2 separate regions of the Homo sapiens genome follow, and region 2 is linked to region 1. A link is a loop called in an ENCODE intact Hi-C map of the cell type or tissue named here. Cell type or tissue: endothelial cell of umbilical vein. All regions are shown on one strand. Each heading gives the region's core, and the rest is flanking DNA. Links, peaks and the distances in the headings are about the cores only. Region 1 overlaps LIMS1 (LIM zinc finger domain containing 1). Region 2 has its middle 19 kb from the start of SULT1C4.

What was found. A loop is a pair of places that touch in the nucleus more often than their neighbours do. Peaks named below come from ENCODE experiments on the same cell type or tissue, not always from the same donor. Only the 100,000 strongest peaks of a DNase experiment are listed, where the experiment ranks them.
Region 2: it touches region 1 in a loop (10-fold over the local background); 18 of 110 quality-filtered maps call a loop at or near these places.

What each region holds. Positions count from the first base shown.
Region 1 is chr2:108,582,034-108,587,411 of GRCh38, reverse strand. All of the region lies in intron 1 of LIMS1 (LIM zinc finger domain containing 1), which reads right to left. Among named protein-coding and RNA genes, the nearest start is that of LIMS1, 50 kb to the right of the region's middle. In endothelial cell of umbilical vein, for the core only: a CTCF peak has its summit at 3,284 (motif pointing right); DNase peaks (open chromatin) are centred at 701 and 3,301; H3K27ac peaks cover 1,571 bases.
Region 2 is chr2:108,394,327-108,399,704 of GRCh38, reverse strand. No RefSeq gene overlaps it. Among named protein-coding and RNA genes, the nearest start is that of SULT1C4, 19 kb to the right of the region's middle. In endothelial cell of umbilical vein, for the core only: no CTCF peak of the experiment used is centred there; a DNase peak (open chromatin) is centred at 2,684.

The DNA.
Region 1 (5,378 bases), core at 248-5,247:
GACTAGGCAACATAGGGAGACCATGTCTCTGAAAAAACAAAAACAAAAACATACCACCACAACAAACCAAACACACACACACACACACACACACACACACACACACACACACACACACACAAACCCCAAGAAAACAACTCATCACTTTTGCTTGTTATCCAACACTGAGACTGGGTACTAGCCACTCTTAGAGCTGGTGACAAGCTATAACCTGAGGGCACCCTGGCAGGTGACTATTTACAGGGAAGGGTTTAGTGCTTGAAAGAGTGGAAAAGCACATCCAAGACAAGCTAAAGGCAGAGGGAGTTCTAAAACTCAGGGTTCTGCCCAGCACTCCTGGGGGAACCTCACAGGCTTCACCTTCACGTACTCTGAAATCCAACGGTCCCAGCTAGTTTGGGAGCTCTCACACAATACTGAATGTAATAAAATTCCAGCCAGAATGTTTTTCTGGCTTTGATTTATTTACTTTATTTTGGGAGGTGGGAGTGGAAGGCAGATGGAAGCTGGAAGTGAAAAGGCTGCTTTCGAGTGGGAAGCAGTTCCCTCCCCCATTCCCAGCAGGGACAGTCCTATGTCATGGACATAAACCCCGGGAAGCAGCTGCGATCTCTCTTGGGAGAGGGAAAAGAGAATGGAAGTCTTCTGAGCTACAGCCCCAAAATACAAAATTCCCTCTAGGAAGGCAGCTCGTGATGCTGCAGTTAAAATCTAAAGGAAGGAAACTGGATGTTTTTCTGAGTCCCAGCAGAACATCCTGGGCAGACTGGCATTGTTGTTAACTTCTCTACTCATGGATGGGTCCCATCAACCCTCCTCTTGAAGCCATGCGCCACTCGCATAAGGACGTACCATGCTTGAAGGTCTTCTCGTAATCGACCTCATCCCTTTCTTCTCTCAGCAGATATTACTTTATTACTTATTCATGAAGAAAACAGTTTATCTGGAAAGTTCTCTTTCAACTACCTCCCACCTATATGCTTACTCTTCAGGCCTTCAGTCCCAACAAGGTCTGTTTGATGTCAGTCCATAAACTCACATCCAGACAGCCACTTTCCTTCTTTTTGGGCTCTTTCCCCCGAAGAGTTTGTAAATAGGCTCCAGTTTCTGCTACGTTAAAATGAGTCTATCTTGAGTCACTCTCCAGCTACCATCACAGCTCTCTCTTTTCAGACACCATTTTCTTTTTTTGTTTGTTTTTTTGTTTTTTTTTGTGTTTTGAGACGGAGTCTCGCTCTGTCGTCCAGGCTGGAGTGCAGTGGCGCAATCTCAGCTCACTGCAAGCTCCGCCTCCTGGGTTCACGCCATTCTCCTGCCTCAGCCCCCGGAGTAGCTGGGACTACAGGCACCCTCCACAACACCCGGCTAATTTTTTGTATTTTTAGTAAGATGGGGTTTCACCGTGTTAGCCAGGATGGTCTCGATCTCCTGACCTCATGATTCGCCTGCCTCGGCCTCCCAAAGTGCTGGGATTACAGGCATGAGCCACCACGCCCGGCCTCAGACACCATTTTCTAAAAGTTATCTCAACTCCTATTTACTCATCAACCTACTGCAATCTGGAAACACCTCTTACAGTCACAGCTCTTAAAAGCCAAATCCAGAAGGCATTTTTCAGTCCTTATCTTACATTTGACATTTTTAAATGATGCTTTCCTGGGAATTTTCTATTCCCTTGGCTTCCAGACCACCGTACTTTTATCCCTCTTGTCATCCCATCACCATCTCTTTTGCAAGAGCCTCTGCCTGGCTGTAGGTATGGCTACTCCCCAGCCTGACCTTGGCTTTCTGCTCCTCTCATTGCGCACATTCTCCCTGATGACTTCAACAAATCTCATGGCTCAACTACTTCCTCCCTGTTAGTGGCACTGGCTGGACCTTCTTAAACTTCGCAATCATACATCAAATTGTCTGCTGATGTCTCCATACAGATATCGTCACAGGCAACTCAAACTCATGATGCCTAAAATAAACTCCCCTCCCCACCATGCCTAAATCCAATTCTTCATCTTAATGTGCCCTCTCTCAGGCATGGCGACGTTATCCAAGCAGGCATGCCGCAGCCTCCTAGATGGAGTCCCTGTCTCCAGCCTGGTCCCCTTCAATCAAATCCAACAGACACAGCCAGCAAGCGGTCTAAGGAACCTGCTATCACTACCCTGCTTAAATTCTCTACTGCACTGAGGACAGTCAGCATCCCTTAAGGTAACACACAAAACCCTATATCGCCTGGCCCCGCCTTTTTTTTTTTTTTTTTTTTTGAGACGGAGTCATGCTCTGTTGCCCAGGCTGGTGGGCAATGGAGTGATCTCAGCTCGTTGCAGCCTCCACTTCCTACGTTCAAGTCATTTTCCTGCCTCAGCCTCCCAAGTAGCTGGGTCAACAGGCACGTGCCACCACGCTCGGCTAATTTTTGTATTTTTGGTAGAGACAGGGTTTCACCATGTTGCCAGGCTGGTGTCGAACTCCTGACCTCAAATGATCTGCCCATCTTGGCCTCCCGAAGTGCTGGGATTACAAGCGTGAGCTACTGCTCCAGGCCCTACCTGGCTCCATCTATGTCCCCAAACCCTCATCCCTGGACACTTCCTGCCGCTCACTTTACACAGCCTAAGAGGGACATACACATACCACACAGGCCCTCATCTCCATGCTGCTGCTCACGCTGACCTCGGCTGGGAAGGGCTTCCCTTCGCTAATGCTCACATCCTCAAACAACTCAGAAAACCTGTCCATACCTTCCTAGTCGACTCTCCTGCCTGGATCCCGCACTCCTCCTCAGGGATCCCGTTATACATTCTCATTTACTCCGCGAGGATCATTTTATGAGCTCCTGTTTCTAACCTTGTGGAGGGCAGGGACTAGATTCCTACTCATCTTTATGCTCCTTGGGCCTCTGCCTAGCAGACACACTAGATACTTAATAAAGTTTAGCTAAACTGAGGCCTATAGGAGGGGCACTGTTATTCCTTACCTCTAATAAGGAACAGGAAGCTCAGAATGAGGTTACGTGGCTTTAAAAGTCACCCAAGGAAAAGTCTAGGGGGAAACCTAGAATGCAAAAGCACACCAGCTAAAATAAGTCTTCTTGACAGCAGAAGGCCTCTCAGAGCTAAGCATGGTGGGAACAGGGAACATGTCTATGTTTTTCCTCTGTTACCCTAAGCCTGACAAAGTGTTACACAGTGCACAGCAAGTGCTTAGCAAACACAGGCTGGCTCACTGTGATTGTGGAGAGATCACTTTCATTTATAGACTATGTAAGAGTGGGTTTGCTTCTCTCCAGCAGATGGAGCTACAACCCTGGGTTATCTCCAGCTATGGTCTGGGAACCCTGAGAGAAGAACCAGCCTTTTCCATCCATCCCTTGCCATCTTCTTTTTGTCCTTTATCAGTCTCACATAGAAACAGCAACAACAGCCAGGTGCAGTGGTTCACGCCTGTAATCTCAGCACTTTGGGAGGCCGAGGCGGTCAGATCACTTGAGGTCAGGAGTTCAAAATCAGCCTGGCCAACATGGTGAAACCTCATCTCTACTAAAAAATACAAGTTAGCCAGGCGTGGTGGTGGGCGCCTGTGGTCCCAGTTACCCGGGAGGCTGAGGCAGGACAATCGCTTGAACCCAGGAGGCAGAGGTTGCAGTAAGCTGAGATCACACCACTGCACTCCAGCCTGAGCGAGAGTAAGACTCCATCTCAAAAAAAAAAAAAAGAAACAGCAACAACAAAATAACAGGATAAATGCTTTCCACAGACTATTCTGAATGGACATAGATCTTTATTTAAAAAATTTGTTCAATGCCCAATACACTTGCGTATCTTTTCCTCCCGGGACTTTAAAAAAATCTGGGATAATTTCACCTAACTTGATTTACCCAATCTATCAAGTGCTAATCAGTGTCTCCACCTTTATATACTCTTCATAGGTCCTTGTTATGAAAGTCATTTATAACCCCAAATGTTCATCATACTCATCTCTATGTATATGCTCATCTCTATGTATATGCCCTATGTCACTCAGGAAAACATTAGTTTACTAACCATCTCTCATTTAAAAACAAAACCCTTTGGGCCAGGCGTGGTGATTTACGCCTGTGGTCCCAGCACTTTGGGAGGCCTAGGCGGGCAGATCATCTGAGGTCAGGAGTTCGAGACCAGCCTGCCTAACATGGTGAGACCCCTCTCTACTAAAAAAAAAAAAAAAATACAAACATTAGCCAGGCGTGGTGGTGCGCGCCTGTAATCCCAGCTACTCATGAGGCTGAGGCATTGCTTGAACTCGGGAGGCAGAGGTTGGAGTGAGCTGAGATCACGCCACTGCACTCCAGCCTGGGCAATAAGAATGAAACTCCATCTAAAAAACAAAACAAAACAAAAAAACAACAAAAAACACCCCTTTTTAATATATTCTAACCATTGTCTTAAAGGATTTGAGTTTCTAAATAGAATATAAAGGAACAATTAAGGGCAAAATGTTCATAGGTGGTAATGTTAGTACCACCTATGAAAATAAAGCATAAAGTCCAAGCAAATTTCATCCTTCACTCAATTTATAATTTCATGGCATTCCCAGAAAACTTAGTGCTTATTGAAACTGTTGAAAAGTACTTCATGATGGTATCTTTTTTATTTTTATTTTGAGACAACATCTTGTTCTGTTGCCCAGGCTTGAGTGCCCAGGCAGTGGTATGATCTTGGCTCACTGCAACCTCTGCCTCCTGGATTCAAACAATCCTTCCACCTTAGCCTCCCAAGTAGCTGGGACTGCAGGCACATGCCACCACACCTAGCAAATTTTCATATTTTTAGTAGAAATGGGGTTTCAACATGTGGCCAGGCTGGTCTCGAACTCCTGGACTCAAGTGATCCACCGACCTTGGCCTCCCAAAGTGCTGGGATTACATGTGTGAGCCACTGCGCCCAGCCGATGATATCTGAAACAGATATCAACCTAAACCTGATGATGTCAACCTAAACACAGTTAGGTTCTATGTTCATCATTATACAAAGGTGTTTTTCTTTCTTACGTTTTTAACCAGCATCAAAGTCCTGTGGATGCATACTTCATGACATTCAGCATCTCTGGCCTCAGGCCATTTAGTGCCTATGGTACCCCTTTCCTGAAACCATCGAGATAAACTAAAAATGCTCCACAAGTTCCCACTTGCTCCTTAGGGAACAGTTTCAGATCTGCTGAGGACGACAGACCCAGAGGATTTCTGAGGCCATTAAGCATTAATGCTAGAAGTACTCACTGAAGTACCTAAGGGAACCGCTTGTCAGGGTTTGACTTAACTCATCAATATCACACAACATTGAATACTAGTAAAACTAAAGCACTGTAACTAAATTCATTTATCAACTTTACATTTTAATCAA
Region 2 (5,378 bases), core at 302-5,301, 190 kb after region 1:
TCCTGGATGAGCCCCCAGATGAAAGGAGATAGTTCCCTTGACCCCTTCACGGGACTTGTGAAGCGAGTGACTTGTTTGCTCAGCCCACAGCTTTCAACCCCTCATGGGAGGGAAAGCATGCAGGTGAGTGAGTGCAGAGACCAGGATGAACACTTCTGGGTAGCCAGCAGGAACAGAACTCCATATGGGCCCATAGCAGTGTCTAGGGGTAGCCTGTGACCCCTGGGGCCTCAGAGGGCATGTGTTACAGTGTGCTGTTTTAGCTTTGCCATCCATGAATGGCTTAACTATTAGATAACTCAGTGGAGGGTCAGTGTGACAGCTTCTTGAACCCATACCTGGGTCTTTGTCTAGTGACCAGGAGGAATCAGGTTGCACGAACAAATTGAAGATAACAAATGTGGAGGATTTCACTGCTGATGAAAGTGGCTTTCAGTGGGATGGGGAGGTAGCAAGGGGATGGATTGGGAAGGTGGTCTTACCCTGGAGTTCGGCCAGCCCTGGCCGGCCGAACTCTTCTCCGAGGTTTCGCTGTTGAGCCATAACTCTGAAGTCAAGTTGCTTCTCACCAATGTCAAGCTGCTGCTTCTCTCCTTCTCTGCCACACTGCTCTGATCCTTTGCCAATAGAGTCTGGGGTTTTAATGGATACAGAATGGGGGGCAGGGTGGGCCAGGGTGGGTTTGGAAAAGGCAACATTTGGGTGGAAAAACAGGAGTGCATGTTCTCACTTTAGAAAGCAGTTCCAGGCTTGAGGGTGGAGCCCTCACCAGGGACCCTGCACTTTTCTACCTAGCATTTCCCTGCCTACAGTCTGTATCACTGTGACCTGGAATCCCCCTCCTAACTTCAAGTTGTCTTGCCTTTGCTTCAAGTTGTCCTGCCTTTTCCAGACAAAATCATTGTTCATCTTACATATGTTGACTGATGTGTCATGTCTCCCTAAAATGTATAAAACCAAACTGTGCTCAGACCACCTTGGGTACATGCCATCAGGACCTCTGGAGGCTGTGTCATAGGCATGTGTCCTCAATCTTGGCAAAATAATCTGTCTAAGTTAACTGAGACCTATCTCAGATTTTCAGGGTTCACGTTTTGGTAACCATTAAGGGATTCTGAGTGGAGGTGCCCCAGACCTTTGACAAATCTCCTATCAGTGCTTGGTATCTGCTTGAGCTATCTTTGTGGCTCAAACCAATAAGACAATTTACTGAGGCCTAGAAGTACCCCCTCCGGAGAATCCCTGATCTCCCCAAATTTGGTCAAGATCTAAAGTTTATTTTGCTGTACAACTTCTGTTTTTTGTTTTGTTTTGTTTTGTTTTGTTTTTGGAGTTTTACACAAGGAAGGCAAGTTTTTATTGCTTTCATGGTGATGGAAGGCAGGTAACTCATTTATGGAGTTTGAGCTCACTTCCAGTAGGGAAGATGAATTCGAGATTTTTCCAGTTTCTAGGATGGTAGAGAGTAGTCTTCAGCCTGAGACCCATCCCTTCATAAGTAACTGAATTAGGGTTTGTCTTGGTCAAAGTTAAGATTAATAACCAGCTGGTCTTAATTTCTCCTTACCACTAGAGTGCTCAGTAATCGTACAAGTTTTGCCATCATTTGTTTTGCTTAAAACAGATGATGTTGTTTTTATTGTTATTAGTTTGTTTCTGTTTTTGTTGTTGTTTTGCTCTTTTTCCCATTTGGGTTAGATCAACTCTATCTGACTTGATCATGTCTGAAGGCAAGTTCCAAATTATGGGGAACAAGGCCTCTGAAGTGGCTAAATTTCCACACACAAAAAGAGGTGGTGTGGTGTTGGGAGAAAAATGACCAGCAAAAGGTGGTGGTGGTGGGGAGGAGGGGAGGGAAAGATTTTTTTATTTTGACTATTTAAGGGGCTTTATTTACATAACAAGGTCACCTTTTATCTAGGCGGGCCAAACTGAAATAGCAATGGCTGTCACCCCACAGTGCAGTCCCATAGCTAAGGGTTCTGCCTTCTTTTTTCCTACTATGACAGCCTGGTTTTGTTTCCTAAATTAAGCCCTTTCTGGTTTGATATTTGGTACTTCTGAAATAGCAGCAATTTGTTCTAGCTGAAATATGGTAATGAGATTTAAAAGGATTTTTTTTTTTCGAGACAGAGTTTTGCGCTTCTAGCCCAAGCTGGAGTGCAATGGCGTGATGTTGGCTCACTACAACCTCTGTCTCCTGGGTTCAAGCAATTCTCCTGCCTCAGCCTCCTGAGTAGCTGCAATTACAGGTACATGCCACCACGTCCGGCTAATTTTTTGTATTTTTAGTAGAGACGGGGTTTCACCATGTTGGCCAGGCTGGTCATGAATTCCTGACCTCAGGTAATCTGCCCACCTCAGCCTCCCAAAGTGCTGGGATTACAGGCATGAGCCATTGCGCCTGGCCTTAAAAGGATTTTTTAAAAGGAGTTCAGTGGTTAAAAGTCAGTTTAATTAAAAGATAACATCCAAGTTGTGTGTGTATGTGCATGCATGTGTGTGTGTTTGTATTTAAAAGGCCTTCAAGTGTTGTTTTTTTTTTTTCTCCCAGGACCTCGTTCTTTTCTTGAGCGAAAGTTTTCTTCTTTTCAGTTGACTGAATTCTGTTTTCTAAATTTACTGGTGCTGTCTCTCCTTTCTCTTGCGCCCTCTGCTGCATGAGGGACTTAAAATAGTTTATAATAGCCTAGGGTTTCTTAAAGAAGATGGAGAAGGTGCCAGACTCCCTTTGGGGAGAGACCTGTTTTTCCTTATGGAACCCTGAGAGTGTAAGCAGACAAATTCATCTCAGCTCTTAAATTGCTTCCTTTTGTGTTGTGTTACCTGATTTATTGACTAAAATAGTTATTGCAACAGAGGCTACTCTTGGGTTTTTAAGGAAGAGTGTAGTTTAGACAGTTAGAAATGCCTTTGTTTAAAAAAAATTTTTTTAAGTGCACTGTAAAAGCATCACATGGTCTAGCTTCATAATAATTCTCCATTTTTGGAGACCCAGGATTCAGTATGGGCTCTGCCCAGAGCTCAGAGATCCAGTTAAAAGAGAGGTAGTTCCGGCAGGGTGCGGTGGCTCACGCCTGTAATCCCAGCACTTTGGAAGGCCTAGGCGGGTAGATCATGAGGTCAGGAAATTGAGACCATCCTGGCTAACACCGTGAAATCCTGTCCCTACTAAAAAATACAAAAAATTAGCTGGACGTGGTGGCGGGCGCCAGTAGTTCCAGCTACTCGGAAGGCTGAGGCAGGAGAATGGCATGATCCCAGGAGGCGGAGCTAGCAGTGAGCCAAGACTGCACCACTGCACTCCAGCCTGGGTGATGGATCGAGACTCCCTCTCAAAAAAAAAAAAAAAAAAAAAAAGAGAGGAAGTTCCTAGCTAAATAAAATTGGTCTCCTCATACAATCTTATGATAGATTTCTATAATTTTATGTTTGATTTGGTATCCATCTTTAATTTCTCTCTAGCACCATTAGACTTTTTCTCTCAGTACTTTAAGATGTAAATTTTGCTATCTGAGTTTTTATCTACAAGTTGTTTTCCTTCAATATGCAGATTTAGGGCTATTTAGCTGACAACTGCCTATGGTAGCAAACAGATTATTGAGAATTTGAAAGTCTAAGATAAGAAAAAAGGTTCTTATGAATCTATAAGATGTACTTCTATTGTCATGCCTAATACATCTATGTATTTATGTGTTGTGTACACAATGTTTTACTACATATATATACATATATATAAGAGCTCTAATTGACTTAAAAAAGCACTTGAATCAAATACTTTATCAGGAAAAAAGAAAATACTAGTCAAAAGCTTTTTCAAGGTTATATAACTTTAATAAATAAGTTGGCTTTAAAATTATTGGTAAAGTAATATTAGAAATGTCTTAAGAACTGCCAGCATATATTTTTGTTTGCATTTATTGATCAAGCAATTTTATACTTATCCCTGCCAAATACTATAAGATGTCAAAATTTGTCATAAGGGTTAGAAAACTATAAACCCAGCCCAAAACAGAATGATCTTTGCTTGTGTAATTTTTAATAAATAAGACATTGATACTGGTTTAAGGAAAATAGCTATATCTTGAATTATTCAGTTAAATTACTATAACTTCTAATCGTGTGGCTTTAGGCAGTTTAGTCCATAGGCAGTAAGGTTTGTTTTGGGAAAGGACTGTTATCATCTTGTTTAAAAACTAAAGTAGAAACTAAATTCCTCCCAAAGTTAGTTTGGCCCATGTCTAGGAATGAACAAGGACACTTGGAGGTTAGAAGCAAGATGGAGTTGGCTAGGTCACATGTTTTTCACTGTTTCAGTTATAATTTTGCAATGGTGAGTTTCATATCTTTAAATGATGACTATCGCAGTTTTCATAGTCTAGGTAAATGATTAAAATAAGATAATTAGGCTAGACACGGTGGCTCCCGTCTGTAATACCAGAACTTTGGGAGGCCGAGGCAGGCGGATCACGAGGTCACGAGATCGAGACCATCCTGGAAAACATGGTGAAACCCTGTCTCTACTAAAAATACAAAAAATTAGCTGGGTGTGGTGGCACGTGCCTGTAATCCCAGCTACTCAGGAGGCTGAGGCAGGAGAATCACTTGAACCTGGGAGGCAGAGGTTGCAGTGAACCGAGATCACGCCACTGCGCTCCAGCCTGGATGACAGAGCGAGACTCTGTCTCAAAAAAAAAAAAAAAAAAGATAATTAGGTGAATGTGATGGAATAAATACTTGTAGACAAATGTCATAATTTGGAATCTAAAGTTATATTAAATTAAATAATAGATATTTCATTATTTGAATATTTTCCAATAGAAATATATTGTAGGAAAAAATTCTTTCTAAAAAAGTGTCATTCTAAAAAAGGCGAACAATTTTGTCTAATTCAAAGCTTATTTAAAGGTTATGGGCCAGTCATGGTGGCTCACACCTCTAATCCCAGGACTTTGGGAGGCTGAGGCAGGTGGATCACCTGAGAACAGGAGTTCAAGACCAGCCTGACCAACATGGAGAAACCCCATCTCTACTAAAAATACAAGATTAGCTGGGCGTGGTGGCGCATGCCTGTAATCCCAGCTCCTCGGGAGGCTGAGGCAGGAGAATTGCTTGAACCTGGGAGGTGGAGGTTGTGGTGAGCCGAGATCGTGCCATTGCACTCCAGCCTGGGCAACAAGAACGAAACTCTGTCTCGTAAACAAAACAAAACAAAACAAAAATTTCTGTGCAGTGCAGAAGGTCTTTACTTTTGCCTTTTGGTAACTGGCCTAACAGATTTTATTGTTTATTGAAACAATTCCTATGCCATTATTATCAAGTTTTGGTTTGCTTAGGAAAAAACTGAGATTAAATTAAAAAAAATTAAGGTTATTACA